2 separate regions of the Homo sapiens genome follow, and region 2 is linked to region 1. Evidence: chromatin loops called from intact Hi-C (ENCODE). Cell type or tissue: MCF 10A. All regions are shown on one strand. Each heading gives the region's core, and the rest is flanking DNA. Links, peaks and the distances in the headings are about the cores only.

What was found. Hi-C counts contacts between places; a loop is a spot of excess contacts. Peaks named below come from ENCODE experiments on the same cell type or tissue, not always from the same donor. Only the 100,000 strongest peaks of a DNase experiment are listed, where the experiment ranks them.
Region 2: a loop joins it to region 1, with 6 times the contacts of the local background. A loop is called at or near these places in 4 of 110 quality-filtered maps.

What each region holds. Positions count from the first base shown.
Region 1 is chr9:100,026,139-100,030,542 of GRCh38, reverse strand. All of the region lies in intron 4 of ERP44 (endoplasmic reticulum protein 44), which reads left to right. LOC105376176 (a long non-coding RNA gene) reads right to left here. Exons shown (of 3, transcript XR_001746547.2): 3 at 1-4,404. Among named protein-coding and RNA genes, the nearest start is that of ERP44, 71 kb to the left of the region's middle. In MCF 10A, for the core only: a CTCF peak has its summit at 2,232 (motif pointing left); a DNase peak (open chromatin) is centred at 2,232.
Region 2 is chr9:100,108,753-100,113,156 of GRCh38, reverse strand. All of the region lies in intron 2 of INVS (inversin), which reads right to left. Among named protein-coding and RNA genes, the nearest start is that of INVS, 12 kb to the right of the region's middle. In MCF 10A, for the core only: no CTCF peak of the experiment used is centred there; a DNase peak (open chromatin) is centred at 1,696.

The DNA of each region.
Region 1 (4,404 bases), core at 107-4,106:
ATTCTAACCATCCTAAGCTGGGCCTTGAACCCAAGTTCCACCAGATGTCCTTGCCTTTTATTAAGAGGGGCCTTTAACCCACTCTTTTTTAGGAGACACTCTAACTCCCCTCAGTTGGGCCTCTAACCCAATCCCATCCTTTACCCGGATACCCCACTACTTACCCAGAGTTGGCCATTTGGTGCTGCAGTCTGTTTCCTTTTGGGTTGGGGGTTTCCTCAATATCGTCCCTCCATGGTTCACCAGGAGGATATTACCAGAAAGGAGTCCTGATCCAGACCCCTAGAGAAGATTCTTGGATCTCAAGAAAGAATTTGATGTGAATCCATAGAGTAAAGTGAAAGCAAGTTTATTAGGAAAGTAAGGGAATAAAAGAATGGCTACTCCATAGGCAGAGCAGCCCTGAGTTGTATTTTATTGTGTATATGTACCACATTTTCTTTTTTCTTTGTTTTTGAGACTGAGTCTCGCTCTGTTGCCAGGCTGGAGTGCAGTGGCATGATCTCGGCTTACTGCAACCTCTGCCTTCTGGGTTCAAGTGATTCTCCCGCCTCAGCCTCCTGAGTAGCTGGAACTACAGGTGCGCACCACCACGCCCGGCTAATTTTTGTATTTTTAGTAGAGACGGGGTTTCGCCATGTTGGCCAGGATGGTCTCAATCTCTTGACCTCATGATCTGCCCGCCTCGGTCTCCCAAAGTGCTGGGATTACAGGCATGAGCCACCGCACCCGGCCCCACATTTTCTTTATCCATTCATCTGTTGATGGCCACTTAGGTTGATTTCATATTTTGACTATTGTAAATAGTGCTGCAGTAAACACGGTGGTGCAGATATGTCCTTGCTATACTGATTTCCTTTTCTTTGGATAAATACACAGTAATGGAATTGCTAGATCATGTGGTAGTTCTATTTTTAGGTTTTGAGGAACCTCCATTTTGTCTTCCATAGTGGCTGTGCTACGTTACTGTCTCATCAACAACATGTGAATGTTTCCCTTTCTCCAAATCCTCTGCAGTATTAATTATTTTCACATTTTTGTTAATAGCCATTCTAACTGGGGTGAAATGATATCTCATTGTGGTTTCGATTTGTATGTAACCACATGATTAGTGAAACTGACAATTTTTTTTCACATGCTTTTTGGCCATTTGTATGTCTTTTGAGAAATGTTTGTTGAGATGCCATGTCCTTTTTAAAATAGGATTTTGTTGTCGTTGTTGTTGCTTGTATATTCTGGATGTTAATCCCTTATCAGATGATTAGTTTACAGATATTTCCACTAATTCTCAGGTTGCCTCTTCACTCTGTTGAGTGTTTCCCTTGCCCTACAGAAGCTTTTTAGTTTGATAAAATCCCATTTGTCTATTTTTGCTTTTTTTTTTGCCTGTGCATTTAAAGCAGTATCCATAAAAATCTTTGCACAGACCAATGTGCTAAAGCATTTCCCCTATGTTTTCTTCTACTGGTTTTATAGTTTCGGGTCTTAGATTTATGTCTTTAATCCATCTTGAGTTGATTTTTGTTTATGGTGAGAGATAGGGACACTTAGAATTTTTTTATACCTATTGTGAAAACTATTTTAGACTCAGAAATAGATTTTAAAAATTCTGTCATTATTGTGTGTGCCTTAAAAGGAAAATAAATTTGTTCAAGTTATTCTGAAACTAGAGTCTGACTCTTGTGCATCATTTCTCAACTGAGTCGAGTTTTTTGTTTTTGTTTTTGTTTTTTTACACAGTATTGGCCTCCATGCCATTAAGAGTATTGGTAATGCTCTACTCTCTCTAGGAATTTCTTCCAAGCTGCTAAAACCCATTCTGCAAGTATTGATGCTATCACTTTACTATTTGACTAACCTCAGAGTTTATTTTTTCTGAATTGAAATATATCTCTGCTAGTTAAGCAACTTTTCTTCAAAGTTACCAAAATATAAGCCAAAATGTTAATAGTGGTTTTCTCCAGTGGTGGTTGGAAGTGGTTCTTGTTTTCTTCTTTGTAACTGTCTGCTTTCCAAAATTTCGAAACACACATAGACACACATGTACACATGCATGTACATATGCACACAATTAAAACATGGCCTTGCTTCAACTTGCTTCACATCTTATCTTCTGCAGTCTTATCATTTGGGGAATTCAGGAGCGTAATTCATTATTCTCCTTGGTGGTCATGCTTGCTGCCTTGAATCTAGAAAGTCCCATCAGTCAGCCCCTGGTGGGACCAGGTTCTCTGCTGACCTCCAGTGGCCTTAGGCTGTATGGCACTAAGCAAGAGGCATTCATATGCTTGCTGGTCAGTGCAGAACAGACCCACACTTGTGTTTTTAGGAAAGTACTTTGTAATTGTCCTTGATTAGGTAGCACATGCACCCATATACCTGAGTTACTCTTACCTGTCTTCCAGTGCAACTCGAACCTTACTTATTGGAAATTGAGAAGCTTTTTATAGGAACTATATATAAATATCATAGTAAGAACAAGAAAATATGAAGTGAAGACTTTATGTGCATAGAACAGAATTTGGATGAGCAGTTAAGCCTGAGTTCTGAGTGAACTTCTAGGCTTTGCTTATTAGTTTTCTGTTGAGGTATTTTGTTTTGTTTTTTGGGGATGTTTGTCTTTTTGGGGTTTTTTTGTTTGTTTTGAGGGGTGCAGTTTGGGAATGGGAAGAAGTACATAGGCAGCAGTGGTCCTTCTCCTGGAACCAGAAGAACAATAAGACTTTCCTGTTGAAATGATCTGCCTCTTTGTATTTTCTGCCATGGATAACCATTGCAGGGAGAGACGTTGCTGAAACGAGTATGAGGCAATTTCCCCATTTGGAACCCTGCTGGGTATTAGTGAGGCAGGCAGGCAGGACCCATCAAGGAAAAGTAAGTGACCATTGGAGCAAAAATATATGCTAATTTTCCAATCAGTGAGCTGTTAACCTTCTGGGATTTATAATTCCTCTGACATCCATTTTAACATTTGATCTATCCAGTTAATTTTAAAAACCCATTTATTATACCCCTTAAGTCATTTTTTGTTATATTGTCAAAGTGTCACATTCTAATTATCTTAAAATCACTTTTGGCCAAAGCTTGTAAAATAAAAAAAAAAGCATTATGTCTGAGATTACTGATCAATGTAATTTTAAGGTTTTTGCTTCTTAATAATTAAACGCCACTGCATTATGCAGCATACCTGCTGCCAGGATGTTGTTTGAGAATGAAGCAAATGAATATCTAATCCCATAATAGTTTTCAAATATTTTAAATCTTTTTCTCTCTGTAACCAGAATTTTAAAGCAACCTAAAGATTGTAATGTTTGTTAATAGACTCTTGTGATTTTTGCCACAACTATTACAGTACTAGTCTCCCTGGTTCTCTACTACTTCCAGGTGAATTTTTTGAAAGCCCAGCTCTACAGCTCAGTGGCTGCTTATCACAACACTGGATAAAATTCAAACTCCATCAGCTTAGTGCTTAAGACCCTCTAGAGTCCGTCTCTAACCTTATTTATTCTACTCCTGGTTTATGCATACTTGCTGTTAGCACACTACTTTCTCATTGCGCCCCCTAATTCATCAAGTTTAGAAAGTTGAAAGCATTATATTGTCTCCTATAGTGCATCTTGCTGTCCATTTTCATACTGATACTTAGGACACAGGTGGAAAATATATGTTTTGTATTAGACTAGTTTCTTTGCTTCTGAGTCCATCTCATATCCTCTCTGCCAGATCCTTTGGGTATTAAAAAGTCTTAGGGTATTAAAAAAGATTACTTGACTTCTTGTTGACAAAGTAGGCACCAGCTAGGCTAGTTTACCTTTATTAACATTGAATATTGGACCTAAATGAAACCTACTAGGAATATTTTACTTTCACAGGGTTTCATATTATTGAATTTTAGTTTAAAACATTTTTATTATTACTGATTTTTTGCCAGTATGAAAGACAAAATGTTATCTGGGAGTTTTAATTTGTAACTTTCTGATTACAACTGAACATATGTAATAGTTTATTGGCAATCTGTGTTTCTTTCATAAACTGATAGCTTTAACTCACTTATCTTTTTGGTAGTCTTTTTTTAGTTCATTCTTTTTATATTCTGAATATTAATCAGTTGTCTCTAGTACATGTCACAAGTACCTTTCTTCCTGTCTGTCTTAAAAATTCGTGTTTTTCTTTTAATGTCTAGATGCTTCCTAATCTTTGTGGCTTCAAAATCTGGCAAATGTCTTGGCTGCATGTGGTCTTGATACAGGGTTGCAGGTCCTTTCCAAAGTAGACGTTGTCTCCTAAGTACCAGGAGGCCATAGGAGATTTTTCGTCTTTGTGACCCAACTCCCCAGGTTTGTATATCACCCCAGCACTCAGCAGATGTCCTCTGGAGACATTTCTCTTGCCTATGCAGGTATA
Region 2 (4,404 bases), core at 74-4,073, 83 kb before region 1:
TATAGATAAAGATTTATTTAAACTGAAACTCATTAACAGAACTAAAATGTAGTATAAGAGCATGTTCCTTTTATCAGTTTGAGTCCTTCTGGAGTCAGTGATACTTATAGAGAATATGCCATAATGAGACTAGTCTCTAGTTGTCTTTCATGATTAAAGGGCAGTCTCTACTGGCATCTTGTTAGGTTAAGCAAAGATAGTAGTAGCTAGTATTAGCAAGATAACAGTAATTCATTTACACTTTCTGCCTAGAGAGACATTCCTCCTTAGAAGCTTTAGTAAAGGAGAGGATTAGGAACTATGGTCACAAGAGTAAGTGCTGAGAAACAGAGGCCATCTCACATTCTGGGATAATCCTAACTCGAGCTTATCCAACCTGTGGCCTGTGGGCCACATGTAGCCCAGGAAGGCTTTTAATGCTGCCCAACACAAATTTATAATTTTTCTTAAAACATTATGAGATTTTTTTTTTTGCGATTTTTTTTTTTTTTAGCTCATCAGCTATTGTTAGTGTTAGTGTATTTTATGTGTAGCCCAAGACAATTCTTCTTCCAATACCCAGGAAAGCCAAAAGCTTGAACACCCCTGTCCTAATTGATTAGGCTCCTCAGGGTCAAAGCAGAGTCAGCATCATGGGGTTAATAGGCAACTCACCTTCAAGGACACAGAACTTTAGGTCAATCCTGTCATCTTCCTAAGTCTTATATAAGATACAGGGAAACTTCAAGCCTTCTCTTTGTTCCCTGACATACATTGTTTCTTTGTAACCGATATATGTATTTCCCAGAAGAGAAGATGTTATTGGGTTATGTCACCACAATCCAATATTTTGTGCCTATAAGGCAAAATTTGTCTATTTGAGGAAATTGAAAGTATATATCCCCCGGCTGGGCGTGGTGGCTCATGCCTGTAATCCCAGCACTTTGGGAGGCTGAGGCGGGTGGATCACCTGAGGTCAGGAGTTCGAGACCAGTCTGGCCAACATAGCAAAACCCTGTCTCTACTAAAAATACAAAAATTAGCTGAGCATGGTGGCATGTACCTGTGGTCCCAGGTACTCGGGAGGCTGAAGCAGGAGAATCACTTGAACCCGGAAGGCAGAGATTGCACCACTGCACTCCAGCCTGGGTGACAGAGTGAGACTCTGTCTCAAAAAAAGAAAGAAAGAAAGAAAGAAAGTATATATCCCCTAAATGATTAGAAAAAGCAGCATTCAACCTCACTTAGGTCCTGTCTTGAGTAGCTCTAGGGGGACAGTGGCTTCATGGCTAGTTTCTGAATAATGAGGGTACCATTAGGTTCTGGGCTTCCTGGCCAGTAACTGAGCGAGGTCTGTGCCTTTATCTATCCACCCTACTCTCTTCCTTAGTTTCCTCACTTATAACATTCAGCTAATACTTGTCCAATCTACACCGCAACTTGTTTGATGATCCAATAAAACAATGTATTGTTTGGAAATATTTGGTAATTGTAACATGTTGTACAAACGTAGAGCTTATGATGTAAACTAATATTCACTGGATGGCAGTGCATTTAAATTTGCATTCCTGTCAGGAACAGTTAATATAGAAAGCAGCTGGCTACTGTGCTGTGTTGTGCTAATTATTCTGGCAACTGTGGAGATGGCCTCTAATCCATGACCAATTGGTGCTTGCTCAACGTGGCTGGCATTCTGCCTGTGCTCTGTCTCAACACAGTCCAGAAAGCTGAGCTGGAAGCATGACTGGAAAGCCACTGCTCTACCGCATTCAGTTATTTTAAGGCTTGTGGAAGCATAAGAGTACATATGGTTAATGGGCTGGTATGTGCAGAAACCAGAGCGCCAACTCTAGCAGTTAGAGGAAATGACTGTCACTTGCAGTTATAGTTGTGCTAGTCCGCACAATAGCTACAGCAACACAATGCCCAATACAAGTAACAAGAGTAGTCTCTATTTGTATCTTATTTGCTTGTTCTAAAATGTTATATTTGCATGGCATCCAAGATGTATTTATTTCATCTGATTTCACCCACTTCTTACTTTACATATTTTATACTGTTACAATCTTGGGAAGGCATTTTGCTGTCATTAAAAAATCTCTGCTTATTGTTATAGAGTGACAACATGGGAACAATGGAAAGAACATAGGATTCATCATCAGATAATTTGGTTTGAGGCTCAACTTTGCCAGTTATTAACTGTGCAACTAAATTTCTCAACTTCTGAGTCTCAGTGTCCTAACATGCAAAATGAGAATAATAATAACATGAGACATACTGTATTTTGAGAGGACTTGAGATTTTATAAAATATTTCTATAACTTATAATTTGTGCAGGTATGTTAAAATATCATTTTCACTCACTGCTATTTCAAAATTATCATAGCTGTAAGACTTGCCCCAACACCTTGCTATTTAATACATTCATAAAAAATTATGGCAGAATATTGTTATGTCTCAACTTAAAAATATTTGATATTTCAATATAACTGGTTTCCTTTGTAATCCTCTATATTGCATTTCAGCTCTTAAAAATATACATATATTTTTGTTCTGAGGAGTCCAGAAGCTTACCAGATTGCCAGAAGGGCCCATAGCACAAAAATGTTAAGAAAAATCCCATCTAGATAATCATTCATTTCATCATGCAAGGTTCACACCTAATCGGTTCTTTCTTTCTTATCTTTCTCATTCCTATTTATTTATACATATGAAAGTGCACGTGTGTACAAAAATATCTACCCATACATTGAGGTCCCATACTTTAGCAGTTAAAAGAATGGACTCTGGAATCAGACTTCTTGGCTTTAATCTCAGTTCTGATACTTCTTAGACAAGTTACTTAACCTCTCTGCATCTCAATTTCCTTATTTAAAAATGAGGGTAATACTAATACCCCAAACTCTTCATATTATTTCACTGTTAAGTTAATGAGTTGCCAAACAATACAGTGGCTGGCACATAAAACATAACTTTATAAATGTTAGCTAATTTTATTACTATTGTTAGGATGGATGCATAAACATTTAAGTATATTTATAAACACATTTGCATGTAGGCAAGCATTTTAAAAACATTTAATGACTCTAGCTTTTAAGGTAGGGATTGAGGTAAGGGAAGAAGTAACCTGAAATAGTACCTCTACTCTGTCATTTATGAGGCTCACTTCCGTATCTAAATACTGTGTCAGAAGATGTTAAAAACAAGTAGAGGCCGGGCGCAGTGGCTCAGGCTTGTAATCCCAGCACTTCGGGAGGCCGAGGCGGGCGGATCACTTGAGGTCGGGAGTTCGAGACCAGCCTGACCAACATGGAGAAACCCCGTCTCTACTAAAAATACAACAAATTAGCCGGGCATGGTGGCACATGCCTGTAATCCCAGTTACTTGGGAGGCTGAGGCAGGAGAATCACTTGAACCAGGGAGGCAGAGGTTGTGGTGAGCCGAGATCACGCCATTGCACTCCAGCCTGGGCAACAAGAGTGAAACTCCATCTCAAAAATAAATAAATAAATAAACAAGTAGAGGAAATGATTTAGAGAGATTATGCTGCTCAGAACATGGACAGTGAAACAAAAGTTGTAGTAGAATCAGAATGGTGCTTCCTGGTCACGATACCACTGCAAGCGACCTCAAATATTATTGGCAGTAATGACAACATTGATCATTACACACCATGCATATTTACAAATTATTTTGTTTAGTTTTCACAAAAAACCCACAATATTAATCTTTGTTGCATTTAGTGCTCTTTCATATTGAGACATCTGAAGCTATGAAAAACTTGATTATTTTAGTCTAAGCTGACATAACAATAACAGTAATAGGATATTAACTTATTGTCTACTATGTGTCAAGTACCATGCTAGATATTTTACTGTCATTATTTCATTTAACTCTCACACAAGTGAAATATTATAATCTATAGTTTACGGATGAGGAAACTGAGGCTTAAAAATTAAATGGCTTAGCCAAGATATTACTACTAATAAATAACAGTTAGAACTTAAAACTCAGGTTTATCTGACTCTAAAATCTATACTTTTTTCTACCAATACTACACTGTATAGTATTAAAATGAATCTACTAAATTCTGTTCTCAATTACATTTCTAGTATTCATTCAAATTATTTGAGTTTGGTGTTAAGAGAAAAAGCTAAATATCTATAAATGAGAACCATAGCATATTCAGATTTTACTATGTATGTTTATATTTTAAGGCTCAGAAGTAAGCCCTAATACATCTGAATCTAGAAGCAGTAAGTTATGGTAAAACATTAATCCACTGTATTAGGTTAAACACTAAGAATTGCTACTGAAATGATGTTTCATTCAGAGAAGGCCTCTCCAGTCCTCCTCCAGGACAATGGGCAGCACAGAAAGTGTTCGATTTAATTCGTTGTGTATGTAGAAAGAGACACTCATCT